Regions from separate parts of the Homo sapiens genome. Here regions 1 and 3 are each linked to region 2. Evidence: chromatin loops called from intact Hi-C (ENCODE). Cell type or tissue: A673. All regions are shown on one strand.

The links. Hi-C counts contacts between places; a loop is a spot of excess contacts. Peaks named below come from ENCODE experiments on the same cell type or tissue, not always from the same donor. Only the 100,000 strongest peaks of a DNase experiment are listed, where the experiment ranks them.
Region 1: a loop joins it to region 2, with 4 times the contacts of the local background. A loop is called at or near these places in 14 of 110 quality-filtered maps.
Region 3: a loop joins it to region 2, with 5 times the contacts of the local background. A loop is called at or near these places in 92 of 110 quality-filtered maps.

Annotation. Positions count from the first base shown.
Region 1 is chr14:57,881,855-57,886,854 of GRCh38, reverse strand. It overlaps a transcript of SLC35F4 not described here. Among named protein-coding and RNA genes, the nearest start is that of SLC35F4, 18 kb to the right of the region's middle. In A673, CTCF peaks have their summits at 2,277 and 2,477 (motif pointing right); no DNase peak of the experiment used is centred here.
Region 2 is chr14:58,069,902-58,074,901 of GRCh38, reverse strand. The region is part of intron 5 of ARMH4 (armadillo like helical domain containing 4); the gene reads left to right. Among named protein-coding and RNA genes, the nearest start is that of ARMH4, 80 kb to the left of the region's middle. RefSeq lists enhancers at 2,216-2,265, 1,997-2,291. In A673, a CTCF peak has its summit at 2,095 (motif pointing right); DNase peaks (open chromatin) are centred at 2,131 and 3,031; H3K4me3 peaks cover 625 bases; H3K27ac peaks cover 1,436 bases.
Region 3 is chr14:57,484,176-57,489,175 of GRCh38, reverse strand. The region is part of intron 2 of CCDC198 (coiled-coil domain containing 198); the gene reads left to right. Among named protein-coding and RNA genes, the nearest start is that of CCDC198, 7.2 kb to the left of the region's middle. In A673, a CTCF peak has its summit at 2,227 (motif pointing left); a DNase peak (open chromatin) is centred at 2,215.

The sequences.
Region 1 (5,000 bases), 190 kb after region 2:
CATCCAAATGTACTCCTTATTTTTTATGCCTGGTTAATTTAGCTTTACACAACTCCTTTCCCTTTCCAGACTAGTTCATTGACCCATTTTTTTTTTTCGGCCAAAAGCTTACTAAAGAGCTCTGTAAAAAGACATGGCCTTTGCAGAGGCCTCTACCTTTAGCTATACAAAGAACCAATGGGAACTTTGAAATCACATCTTCTTCCCTCAAGATGGTAAGAGTCAAATTCTTCAGGGGAACTCCTTTACCAGTTTTGGTAAAGGAAAGGAGAATGATGGAAAAATATATTAATTCCTCTTTCTTTCTATGCCTTTCCTGCTATTTAGAAGAATAGGGATATGATTTTATCCCCTACCTCTGACTTACATTAAGATGTTGACTGTTAAAAATTCCTACTGAAGTTTAGGAGAGAGACAGATCTTTTTTAGGATATTGCCCACTTTATTTCTGGAAATCAATTCTGTCAACAACCTAAGTGAGCTTGGAAGCAGATTCTTCTCCAGTTGATCTTCCAAATGAGAACACAGCCTACCCAACACCTTGATTACAGTCTGTGAGACCTAAACAGAGGATTCAGATAAGCTACACCTAGACCTCTAGCCCACAGAAACTGTGAGATAATAATGCATGTTGTTTTAAGCTACAATGCTTATGGTAACTTATTATGCAGCAATAGATAATGAATACAAGCACCTAATACCTCATGGAGTTGTTAGACTTAAATAGCTTAAAACACATAAGGTGTTCAGAATAGTGCCCAGCACACAGTAAGCATGTGATATATATTAGCTATTAAAATATTAAGTGATTTTATAAATTTCCTATTATAGTCATTCAGTCTGCAATATTTATTAGGTGTTTACTATGTGCGTATATGATCCCTTTTTTTCAAAGTCCTTACACCCTAGTGGGAATACTTCATTAAACATATGTATAAATGTAAGAAATCTCTGAAGGAAATATCCAGCATGATCTGGGAAGATTTGTAGAGGGACCTAACATTGACTTGGTCAGGGAAGGATTCACTGAAGAAGTGATATTTAAGCAGCAGTATGAAGACTGCATAGGAATTAAAATGAAAGGAAGACCAGTCTACACCAGCGCTTTCTGATAGAACATTCTGTGATGATAAAAAAGCTCTATGTTGGTTCTGTCCAACTCAATAGCCACTAGCCACATATGGTGATTGAGCACTTTAAATGTGGCCAGTGCAACTAATGGATTGACTTTTAAATTTCATTTAATTTTAATTCATGTACCTTTAAATAGCCCTAAATGTGGCTAGTGGTCACAGTATTAGACAGTGTAGGGAAGAGGGAAAGTATGTGAAAGGATCCTAAGGCTGGAGAAAACATATTTTATTTAAACAACTGAGAAAAGTCCAGTATGACTGAAGCTGAAACTGCACGTATTATAGTTCTGTTATTCAGTCAAACATCAACAATAATATTGAACACTTGCGCTGCACTTATTCTGTGCCAGACACTGTTCTAAGCTTCTTCCATAGGAAAACTTATTTATACCTTGCAACAGCTCCATGAGTGAGCCCTTTCATTACCTGCATTCCTCTAACATACTACCTGCATTCAAAGGTACAGTAGGGTGAATTGAACTTGCCCATGGTGACACAGCTAGTGATTAGATGAGCTGGGCAGACTAGGTCCAGAGTATGCATTTTGTTATACAATATGGATTTTCATACAAAGAGAAAGGAATTGTAAAGTGTGTTGGGGGCAGGAGCCTCTTTGGGTCTCTCCACAGGCCACCATGCCTATGTATACTGTAGAAATAAAATATCTTCTAATGGGAAAAAAAAGTTGCAAAGTAATAAAAAGCCATATGCACATCTAATCAGCTGTTTTTGAGAAAACATGTTTTTATGTGTGATTGTATCTTTAGAAAAATATTTGATATGCCTACTGTTTATGATATCCTTATCACAGCATAGAGCTCTCCAACACAGAAGTTTATACCTTCTGTGTTTTGTTGTAACTTGATCAGTCATTTCATAATTATTTCCATGAAACTGGGGAGTCAATGGCATAGGGCACAGTTGTTATTATTTTTTGTTTTATAATAGTCATAATAGCATCATACTAATATAGTCATAATAACATCTATAATAACAACATAATATATTCATAATACCATCTCTGTATAAAATCTTGAAACTTTAAGAACTTACTTTCTGGTTTGCAAAGATAAATAATGGATACTTAGACCTGCTTCAGAGAGTTTCTCTCTGTATACATTGGCATGAGGTGTGTAATACATTAGAAGCTTTGAAAAAAGTGGCTGCTTCTTTTGTTATGTATTTTAACAAAACTCATAAACTATTCCCTTTGGAGAGATGGATTTGTATCAGTGTCTCCTGAATGAAAAAGAAACGAAATATGGAAGAGTCCTCTAATCCATTTTGAATATTTTAACCAAATTACACCCTCAGTGGATATTTGTAGATTGTGCCACCAGAGGGAGTGGGATTACATTTATTTATTTTTTATTGTATAACTAAATATACTCTGCTGGTTGATTTAGAGGTGATTAAATTAAATTAAAGGTGATTACTTATATGACGAAAAGCCAAAATCTGTTGAGGAAGAACAGATGCTCCAATCACCTTCGGTTTTGTCTAATTGGATTTCTGAAAACAAGAAGTGTCTAGAAGAGTTATAGTTAGTGCTTTGACACAAAAGCATTCAGAATCTGTCAATATTATCAAAAGGCCCAGGGAGTGCTATAGTGGCTGCTAAATTTAGAAAATTTAGTACAATATGGCTTAAATAATAAGAAAACCTGGGGCTATAATTTGGAAGCTATTTTTATCCACGGCTCTTATTGTCTCTATCACCTGACCTGTTAGCTGGAAACGTTTCCTTTCTCTTTGCATTTGTCATTTTAAAGTTTAAAATTGGAGCTTGTAAATAACACGGACAATCAAATACTGTACAAAACGTTAGAAAGAAATATTTGTTAAAAAATAGATGGACCTAGAAAGATTAGAAGGTGAATAGCTGAAGTGAAACTATATTAGCACTTCAATAGGATCTAGGAAAGAAAGGACCAAGTTAATACAAATCTGATTTTCATCTCTGCCATCTCAGCCCTGCCTGTACATTAGAATTATCAGAGAAGATTCAAGATGATGAGGCCCCACCCAAGGACAATTAAGCCAAAATTCCATAGGGTGGGAATTCAGTCAAAATAGAGAGAGCCTATTAAAACTTATATCTAAATTAGTAAATCTCCTTAAATTATACATTTGATTATATAGTTAAAGATTTGTTTCTTTCTCTTTCTCATTTCTAAATGCCAATCCATCCTTACTAAATTAAGTCCTTCCCAATTCCAGAGATAAAAATCTTAAAAGGATGATAGTACTTCATTTGTAGAGGGCAAATGCTAAGGTGAGAGTGGTGCTCTATGTTAACTTCGTTTGCGTGATGGAGCTTTTGAGTGAGAAGCCTATTGCAGAGTAACTACCACAGGGATTCTTCATCGCCTGACGACTGCAGTCATGTGACAGTAATGTTTTGCAAATATTAAACTGATGTTGTCTAACTTCCATCTTGAATCTATTGGCTCTTGCCACAATAAGATTGTGTAATAAACAAATCTCACAGGCATGCAACTACAAACATTTATTTCTCACACATCTGTAGTCACATGGGGGGTTGGCCTCATCTATACCAGGCTTTGCTTTAAGCTTTGGTCTGGGTCTGTTCCATGTCGCATTCTTCTTGAATAAGTGGGCTCGCTGCTGCTGTTTCTCCTCCTCCTCCTCGTCCTCCTCCTCCTCCCCTCCCCTTCTCCTCCTTCTCCCCTCCCCTCCTCTCCTCCTCCTCCTCCTCTCTCCCCTTATTCTTCCAAGGGCAGAGGTGCAAGAAGGTATGTCTAATTGTACAAGCTCCTGCTTTTATCATACCACTGGCAAAATCAAGTCACAGGGCCAAGCCCGAAGTCAAGGGTTGGGGAGGAACACCCAGCCTTTCATGGGTTGAGCTGCAGTATTACATGGGAAAGGTCATGGATACAGGGAGAGGTGAAGAATTTGGGCAAAAAAAAATTAATCTGTCACATTCTTAAAATCATGTTTTATTGCAACTTTTCACCTGATTCAAACCTATGAGGCTTACTACCCAAAGGCAGGAGAGGGTGTAAATTTCATCACTTTAGCAAGAAAATGGGCTGGAAAGCTATGATTTGTGGAGAGAGGTAATTTGTTTCATTCCATTGATTTCCCTTTGAAAAACAAAGTCTAGGCCTGATAATGCTAGATTGTAGCATTTTCCCAGAGTATAGGGAAGATGGCCTCTCTGCCTATAGTAGCTTGGCTGTGAAACCTGGGGTTTCATAAAAACTAGATATAATGTCAGTGAAGTAAAAGAAAAACCCACTGTTTTCCATCTCAAGGCATAGTGAAATGAGACAGAAGTAGGAGTGCAAAGCTAGGACAGGTGTGTTGATTCTTCTCTCTGGAGAGGTGTCAGATAGGTGGTGGGAGGTGGGTGGGACAGAGAGACTTCTCCCTGATTTTCACCTGGATTCTGAAAATGATCTTGGAGTGGCTGCCCTGCCCCAATCTCAGGTGCAAATACACCAAAGTAGGGGCACAGTGTAATTAGGAATGGAAGGGACTCAGGAGTTCCTGTAGTTTCTCCAGGGGGAAGGGGGATGGATCCAGGAGGAAGCTGAGATCGGAGCTAGCATGTCCTCTTCAGAGTCATCAGTGGGCTGATGAGAGGGAGGGAGGGTACCACTCCCATTTCCTCAGCAGGGGCTACAGGTGGACTACTTAGCCCAGGTCTGGATGAAGGGCATATGGGAGGCCGTGGTCACCTGGAGACCCAGCAAGAGCCAAGAGAACTCTGCATCTCTGCTCTCTCAAATTATGCAAGCTAAACTTCTTACATATGCCCAGATGCTGTCTTAGAAACTGGAAAAGAGGCGTGGAAATAAGGAAGATGAGCAATTACTCCTAAATCATGAACAGGACCTA
Region 2 (5,000 bases):
GCCAGCACATATTGAATTGCAAGAGCTAATGGTTAAAACTTTTGGGAATTTTTAAAGTCAGCTCTTAAACTTAGCCATTAATAGAAATCAAATTATATAAATTTACAACTAAATAAATTATATTACAATATTTTCATATGCTCAAAACTCTTCACTTCCTAATTATTTTACTACATGTTACTTCTGTCTGGGCTTTCGAGGCTATTTACGTCTATTGCATGGTATGGTGGAAAACCGCATCATGGTGTGCTACTGTGTATCTTTTCCCAACTCTGCATTCTGTGATGTCATATTGGTGGTTGGAAATTGGCCATGGTGGGAGGATTTACACCACAGAAATTAATAAATACTACAAATCAGAGCTTGATTTACTGTTTTGTTGATTGTCTAGACTTAAAGTGATGGAGTAATGTTAATACTGCAAATTAAACTAAAAAAAAAAAAAAAGAACTGTGTTGCATCCACTGCCAAAGCGGAGAGAAGCTTCAGTTTAATGAATATAATTCATATCAGGATAAGGAATAGTTTAACAGTAGATTACATATCTGATTTAATGTTCATAAATTTATTGGGAAAAGAGTGGGTTAGGGTACAACTCCACTTGTCAAATGGTAGATGAATTGCAAGCATAAGTTAGTTACAGATAGAAAAACTTGACAAAAACCAGTGAAATCATCTTGTGAGAATCAATTGGCTGCATGGGACTTGCAGCCTGGCATGAGGTTGTCCCCATGAGTTTATCCCTGCAATTACTTCATCTTAAGCAAAAGCTTGAATCAAGGTGAATTTCAGGTTTCCTGCATTCTTAAATTCTGAATTTTTATGGCTGCTTGTTGTACTTAGCCTTTTAAATGTGCTTGTTGGTTTATCAAGAGAAAGGCAAATATAATAAAACCTCAATGATTCAATTTTGGGATTTGAGATGATACTTTGTTAAATTTGTATGGCCTTTTTGTAGTTTACTACATGTTTTAGCACACATCTTGTTTGTTCCTCTAATAATTCTAACAACCCTAGCATTGAGATAAACAGGGAGTTATTAGTGTTACCATTTACTGTTGAGGACACTGAGGCTCAGGATAGTTCATAACTTGCTCCAAGAGCACAGATAGTGAGCAGAAAGGCCAGGTCTAGGGCTTCCGGGTGGTTTCCTTGATTTCTCACGTCTCTTCTCTTTGATCTGCTTAAACAAAGAACTCCATTGAGCTAGTAGTAGTCACATCATCTTATGTCTTCTGAGCATACGTTGAACAAAAAAGTCTGTCTAAAAGTAGATTGCAAGGTTAGAAGACTATTTTTTTTTCCCAGTGAAGTAAATAAACCCATCCTTTCTGATTAAGTGAGGAGCTTAAGAGGAAGTAACAGTTGATTGCTTGTTAGGATAATAACTACTTTAGAACTCAAAGTCAGTGAACATGAATGTGCCCACACCAGAATAGGTGTTCAGTAATAGAACAACCTGATAAAGAGGACAGCAGCTTGGGATATGTTTGAGTGTAATCACAATCAAAGCAGCCTCTAGTATCTTTTATACTTTTTATAGCATAACCAGCAGATTGACTTTAGTGATGAGGATAACACAGAGTGACTTCTTAAGTGAACAAGGGACACTAGAAAAACAACAGTTTTTTATTTTTTAAAAATGGCATAAGAATGATTCCTTATACTACTCTAGGCTTTTGGTGTGTTTCTTTTCTTCTTCTCATCATTTATTTAGCTTGGAGTTGCCATATTTTTATGGGGCAAATTCCCAAAGAGGTGGGAATTTCATGAAGCCAAATATAGACATAAAGGTGGTATTCAGATAAAGAGGAACTGTGTTTGCTATGCATTTCCTCTAGTGAGGCAAATGTATGTGATATCGTCCCTTCTGCTTATTTGAGCAAGCCCCCAAGGAGGGGCGCTGTAGCCAGAAGTTGCTATTTAGGGCTCTGTCCCTAATTTACTGTGATATGTTAATGAAATATACACAGAAGTATTTTCTCCATGGAATGGGGATACCTGTCTGTAAGAATCATTATGCATGATGACAGGGTGACATCCAAACACCCTGTGGTCTTGTCTCAGGCACCACCTACCATCAGCAAATTAAAAGATGGCTCTTCCTTGAACTCAGCAGTAGGTGTCGCTGCAGTCAACTAAAAAGGAACGCTCTGGCCAAAAGGATTCTTTTTTTTTTTTAGATGGAGTCTCACTCTGTTGCGCAGGCTAGAATGCAGTGGTGCGATCTCGGCTCGCTGCAACCTCCGCCTCCTGGGTTCAAGCAATTCTCCTGCCTCAACCTCCTGAGTAGCTGGGATTACAGGTGCACACCACCACACCCGGCTAATTTTTTTTGTGTTGTTAGTAGAGATGGGGTTTCACGACGTTGGCCAGGCTAGTCTTGAACTCCTGACCTCAGGTGATCCACCCACCTCCGCCTCCAAAAGTGCTGGGACGACAGGCATAAGCCACCGTGCCCGGCCCAAAAGGATTCTATTAGAGGGAAAAGGAAAGGAGCTATTACAATTGAAAGTAGCTATTACAATTAGTTATCTAGATTTCTTTCCCACCCCAAACCCAAATCCTTCATTACATACTATTGTTTATCTTTTAAAATGTGACGTCTTATAATCAATAAGTCTCTTCAGAAAAAAAAGTTGCTTCTGTAAACCTTGCAATCCATCTATCCATTCATTCATTCAACGAATACTTCCTATGTGCCTACAACTTGTGAGGGACTTGCTAGGCTTTAGGCTTACAATGATAAACAGTAGTGATAGTCTGGCTTTTTGGAGCTTACTCTCTGGTGGGGAGACAGGCAATTAAAGAGGTAATACAAAAAATTATAGTACAGCAAGATTAGTATAATCATAGGAAATGCACTAGATGAAATAGAAGGAGACAACAAGGGAAACTGAGTTGAGGGGTCAGAGATGATCTCTTGCATAAAATAGCATGTAAAAAGGTGCCCATGGGGCACAAATTAGAAAGACAGCATCTGGATTCCTTTACTCCATCCGACATTCGCACAGGTTCTTGTCATGGTGCATTTTATCTCCCTTGTCGTCAGCACTATTTGAAATGCATAAAGAATATCCTTCCTCCTGATTTTACTTAGATAATTTGAAATACCTAAAGGGTTAATCATGATTTATATTGCTGTCATTATATCTCTCTTGAGATACTGAAAACTGCTTAGTGTCTTGTCAAATACTTTGACAAATACTCTTGATTATTTTATTAGCATATGATATATGAAAGATAAAATCAAATGTTGAAGCAGTCTGTCTTTCCCTTATTTCTACATTTACTCCTCACTGGGGTGTTTGAGTTAAAAAAAAAAGCTTCAGTTTCTATCAGGAAGTCAAAGTCAGCCTAAAACACAAGTGGGAGCCAATTTGGCACCAGTTATATGACCTGACTGGCAATAAAGAACTGGCTATTGCATTAGGTCTTGGACATTTTAAGAAGATAATGAAGAAGGAAATATTGATAAGAAACATGAAGTTATTCTATCGGTATTTGCTCTATCTCTAGTGACTCATGAATTATATTTTCAAAACCCTAAACTCAATTTATTAAGAGTTCCAAATACTGATTTTTGGATGAGTAAAGCCAGGAGACCAAAAAAATTGTATGTATTGAAAAGATAGCAGAAATGTGTTCTGATGAATCATTAACAACTTTTCTTGCCTCTTTTATCATTGTCATTGCAAAAGTTCCTTATTATAATTATTACCCGTACTATTGTATATAATATATATAACGTATATTATATATATATATTTTACTTGACTCTGGGGCCTGCACTCACCTTATTCATCCAAAAGAACATTTATTTTTCACATTATAAAAGGTATGGCCTCAAGGCTAGTAGGACTATAACCATTTTTCTTAGAATAAAGAAAATAAGTGTTCAAATGTATCAGGTTACAAAATAACAGAAAGACAAACATCACATGTTCTCATTTATTTGTGGGATCTAAAAATCAAAATAATTGAACTCATGCACATAGAGAGTAGAAGGATCATTACCAGAGGCTGGGAAGGGTAGTGGAGGATTCAAGGGAGCTGGGGATGGTTAATGGGTACAAAAAAATAAAAAAATAGAATGAAGAAGACCTACTATTTGGTATCACAACAGGGTGACTATAGTCAATAATAATTTAATCGTACATTTTAAAATAGCTTAAAGAGTGTAATTGGACTGTTTGTCACTCAAAGGATAAAAGCTTGAGGGGATGGATACCCCATTCTTCTCCATAATGTGCTTTTGCCAAGAGCTGGACATTCAGAACAGTGAAAGGCCTAATTGTACACAGTTCTTCTTAGCTTTTGTAGATGAACCCCTTGCCATTTTTATGTCCAGGAAATTGAAGTGTTTGGTCTTGTCCTAACTTGTAAAGGGAAACATTGTAATATTCTGGGAGGAGCCATGGGGAAACTTCTTATTGCTCTAGCCTTGCTATTAATTTATGGTGTGGTCTTGGGTGACTCTTAGTTGCTCTGAGCCTTTACTGTTTTCATCTGTAAAAAGGGGCCTGATGTGAGGTCAGCATGTAGAAACCCCTTCATTTTTCCTCTGTGCTCACCCCCAGTGTATTTGGGCCCACCTTCCTTTTTGACTCAAAGAAAGAGGTGACCTAACCCCTATTCAAGTACAGCCCTGCCACCTGCATGCGATCTGGAGCTTATCACCTTCTTCCTCCTCTTTGAGCTGTTAAGGAAACTGAGCCATTTGGGAACCCTCATTGTCTAAGTTAGAAATCTGGGTGCCATCTCTAATTCTTCTCTGCTTCACTCGGTTCTCGCATCCACTCAGTAGCAAAGCCCCATTCATTTTGTCTCCTAAGAGTGACTGTTCAATTTACCCTTCTTTGCCATCCTCCTTGCCTTCAGCCAGCATCATGTCTTGCCCAAACTATTGCAGGAGCCTCTTTACTGATGTTCTTTCTTGCTTGCAGTTCCTCTATTTCCAGTCCCTTCTCCACACTGTGTTCAGAGATATCTTTCTAAAA
Region 3 (5,000 bases), 590 kb after region 2:
TGGTGTATATGTACTACATTTTCTTTATCCAGTTTATCACTGGTGGGCATGTAGGTTGATTCCATGTCTTTGCTATTGTGAACAGTGCTGCAATTAACATATGCATCGATGTATCTTTATAATAGAATGATTTATATTCCTTTGGGTATATACCCAGTAACGGGATTGCTGGGTCAAATGGTATTTCTGCCTCTAGGTCTTTGAGGAATCACCACACTGTCTTCCACAATGGTTGAACTAATTTACACTCCCACTAACAGTGTAAAAGCATTCCTTTTTCTCCGCAACCTCTCCAGCATCTGTTGTTTTTTGGCTTTTTAATATAGCCATTCTGATTGGTGTGAGGTGGTATCTCATTGTGGTTTTGATTTGCATTTCTCTAATGATCAGTGATGTTGAGCTTTTTTCATGTTTGTTGACTGTATGCATGTCTTCTTTTGAGAAGTGTCTGTTCATGTCCTTTGCCCACTTTTTAATGGGGTTGTTTGTTTTTTCCTTGTAAATTTGTTTAAGTTCCTTGCAGACTCTGGATATTAAACCTTTGTCAGATGGATAGACTGCAAAAATTTTCTCCCATTCTGTAGGTTGCAAAGACTATGTCTTATTCAATCTTATGTCTTCAGCCATTAATACTTAATATGAGATCCACAAAGGTTTGTGAGTAAAATGAATGAGTAAATGAATGACAGTGAGACCCATCATCCCTGCTGGAGGGGGGATAAAGCACTCAAAGTGCACTCCCTGCTACTGCAGACCTGTAATCACTGTATTAGAAGTCTGTACCATCACTGTAACATGACTGTATTAGAAGTCTCATTGACTAGCAAAAATAACTAACATGATTAATCAAAGGATATAGGAATGTTTTATTGAACCAAAGATCTGGGAGACACCTAAGCTTCAGGGAAGAATTATACCTTGCAACCTGAAATGCAGAGCTCTCTCAATCCCTAAGTTCTTCTCTGTGCATTTGCTATACTCTTTCTCCCCAAAGATCAGTTTTTTCTGTTCTTCAGGTACACAATGAAATATGGCCACCCTGAGCTTGTATCTTACAGTTCCAGTCAAATGGACAGATTGGCCTTTTTGACTCCAATTCCAGATTCCTAGGAGAAAGGATATCGGCTCAGCTTTGCTCATGATTTCAGCTCTGGTCCAATGAGCTATGGCCAGAGGATATGCTCATGCAGTAGATATGTGGGCAGAGTCATCTCCCCTGTAGACTCTGAAGTCAGCTCCCAGAGAGGAGGGAAATCACTAGAAACTTGGCAGACACTCCCAAAGAGATCAGCTATAATTATCTTCACAAATGAAGCTCAGCACATTTTCCAGCACAAATGAGTTTTTGAGAGAATAATACATGCTGGGTCCTCATGACATGCTAATTAATAGCCTAATTTCTGCCAAAGAAAATTCTAAAATTATTTTAAATTATTAAACCAAATCTAATTGTATGCTAAATTATTTGAGATATATTTTTGGCACCTTCTACTTCCTAAACATCTACTCCTCAAATAAAGAGCAAGTCATGAACTAGCGTTATCCAGCCTGGAGCTGAGAGGCTTTGAGAGCCTCTGCCAGGGAACTCCGAATCAAATGGGCCTTTTTATTGAGGAGTTGATTAGCACTGTCCCCTCTGGCCTGATCACCTTCTTATCCAACCATTTCAGGTCTAGCTTAAATTGGAGGTGTTTCCCCCACACATATAGTGTGTCCTCAGATGATCTCCTTGGATAACTCCCTCATCTTCAAATATTTGTTCAAATCTCACTGTCCCTATAAGACCCACCCTGACCAATCAATTGACATTGCAACCCCCATATCAGCACTCTTGAGTCCCCTGGCCCTTCACCAGATTCCCAAATCTCCTAGCAGACGCTTCAACTGATTATGCTGATCATTTGTTTTGTTTGAGAAGTCAAATAATCCAGAAGTCTTTAGACAAATGATACTTACATTATAAAGTGAAAATAAGGTGTCATTCTAACCGATTCTCTGGTAGTTCCTTCCATTGTGTTCTCTTTGAAGATGATGAAGTGAGGCATCTCACTTCCTGGGCAGGGAAAAGGAACATGCACACAAACCCAGAATTCTGAGGCAATTTCATCTGACTGGTTAATTTAGCAGAAGCCAATTTCACCAACAATTTTCTGCAGTGCTTCTCAAATCAAGTGGCAAAGGATTTAATGAAGAGATCCCAGGTGCAATGTTAGTTGCTGCCATCTAGTGGCTTTTGTGAAGGAATAGTGTGATTCCTTGGGCTCTTTTCAAACGCCAGGGAGAAACTCAACCTGGAGAGAGTTCTTGAAGATATCTACCACTGAACCCTTATTAGAATTGTGTGTTTAAATAGAAAGGCTGAAAATGGAAGAAAGAGATCTGTGAAACTACATATTTATACTATCAAAGCAAAAACTTGGTCCATGAATTTATGGATAGATTAGTTTAATAAAACTAAAAATTCTTGGCTTCTTCAGACTCAATTTTTCAAAAATATTCCACATAAAAAAATCCTCCGTAGTCTATTATGATGTCGTTCCTTTATTCACTTAAGGCAATGTGGAAGTCAATGGCCCCCAACCTAGAAAGAAATCATCAGAATCCCTGGGAGAGTTTTGAAAATATTTATTTCCAGGACATACCCCAGACCTGTTGAATCTCAATCTCTAGTGAAGGGGCCAAGAATTTCTTTTTTTTTTTTTAATCCCGGAAAAGTCTGATGATAAGCCATTTTGGATAACATATAGTGCAGAAAAGAGCTTTAGATTTGGAGCTGGACACACTTGCGCTTAAATCCTGGAGATGCCACTTTCTAGCTGTTCAACCTTGGACAAGTCAGCAACCTGTCTGAAATGGGGAATCTTCGTAATTATCCACGGAGTTCACATGAAGATTGAATGAGATTACATATTTATAACCCTGGGCATGGCGTGCAGTAATGGCTGCGAAGGCATATAGGCCTAATGAGAAAGAACCAAATCCTGAACACTCTCCATGTCCAGAGGATGGCACAAATATTTGTTCTCCCCAGCTTCCAGAAATCCCCCTTCAGTCATTCCTGATTCTTCCTCCCATAGGTGCCTTGAGGGGCTCCTCTCCCTTGGCCTCCCCTCCCCTTCTTCTCCTTCCCCTTTTCTTGCAGGGTTCTGACTTGATCAGAAGCTGCCTCTTGTGCCAGCAGGTCCCATTTGCTTTGCATCTTCATGTCCTGCAGAGTTAAGACTCAGGGAACAGACAAACTCCTCTTACTAGGATTGATCTCCTCTCATTACATCTTTGCTAAGTTATGTTAAAAGACCCACTTCCTCCTCTGAGGTGAGAATGGAACAGAGAACCACTTCCCACCACAAATGCAAATTACTATCTGGTATATATCTAACACAAAGATGAGCTCTTCCCCCTTGTTGTCTCTTCTTTGTCTCCACATCCTTTGCCCTTCTTCTCTTCCTTACCAGGTCTACTTTGGGCTGCTCCAGCAGAAAGGACTGCTGGGTGCTCTCCAGTCCAGGACCAGGGACCTAGAAGTGGTTGTACAGGGAAGTAGTGGGGAACCCAGGTCATGCTCCCCATTACAAGTGCTGAATATCCAGTATCTATCTTCCGTGGTTCCACTCTCTCTTTTTATTCTGGTCACCTTGAAAGCCAAGTTAACTTCCAAATCTACCCCCTTAATAATGCAACAAATCACACTAAAACTAAACCATTTTAAAGTAAATTAGCATGTGCCTTCAGCGTTGGACTAAGGTGGGAGTAGGGCTCACACTCTTTGCAGCAGCATGATGTCCTCATGGTTTTCCTCCTACTTCTTGAGCCATCACTTCCCAGTCTCCTTGGCCAGCTTATTCCTGGGCACCAGCCTCACCACTGGAACTCCTGGAGTCTGCAGTTGTTGGCTCTTCTCTTCTCACTCCTGACCTTGCCCATGACCTGGGCTTCACTCATGCTCTACTCTGGGATTATTCCCCAAAATCTCCAGCACAGACCTCTCCTCCCAAGCTCCCTGTATAACTCAACATCTACACTGGCCTGTCTTAAAGGTGTCTCAAACTCAATCTATTGCACACCAAATTTGTATTTTCCTTCTACATCCTACCCAAACTAGGTCTTCCTCTGGATTGCCCATCACAGGGTATGATAACACCCTCCATTCATTGTACTGTGGACTCTACTCCCCTTTACTAACCATAATGAATCTTGTTTGGTCAGCTTTAAACATTTGTAGAGCTCATCAATTTCCCTCTCTCAACCCCAGCCCATCATCTTTGTCCTCTTAGCTGATCTCTCCACATCCATAATTATTCCTTCCTAGTTTCCACACTGCAGCCAGCATGACCCTTTTTAAAAAGCAAATGTACTCGTGTCACTCCTTTGCTTAACGCATGTCAGTGTCTTCTCATTGCTCTTAAGGGACCACTATCTTAATGGCCTGTCAGGCCCTGCATGACCTGGCCCCTGCCTCACCTCTCAGCTCATTCCAAGCTGCTGTTTCACTTACTGTAAACTGCAGCCAACCAATTTCTTTCCATTCCTTCAAGAGATCATGATCACTCCCCACCTCAGGGCTATGGCACAACTTAGTCCCTTAAAAACTCCCAATCTTCCAATTTCTACTAAAAAGGTACTACCTTAAGGCACTTTCTTGAACTGCCTCCCTAGCCCTTTCCCTCCTGCCTTAGTTTGCTAGAAGACTGAGATCAAGGTGTCCATAGGGTTGGTTCCCTGTGAGGCCTGTGAGGAAGATCTGTTCCACGACTCTCTCCTAGCTTTAGGTAGTTTTCTGGCACTCTTGGGTGCTGTTCATTGGCTTGAAGAACCATCGCCCCAACCTCTCTCTTCATCTTCACATCGTGTCCTGCCTGTGTGTGTGTCTGTGTCCAGATTTCCCCTTTTTAATGAGGACGTTATCATATTGAATTAGGGGCTTGCCCTACTCCAGCATGACTTCATCTTAACTAATTATATCTGCAATGACCCTATTTCCAAATAAGTTCCGATTCTGA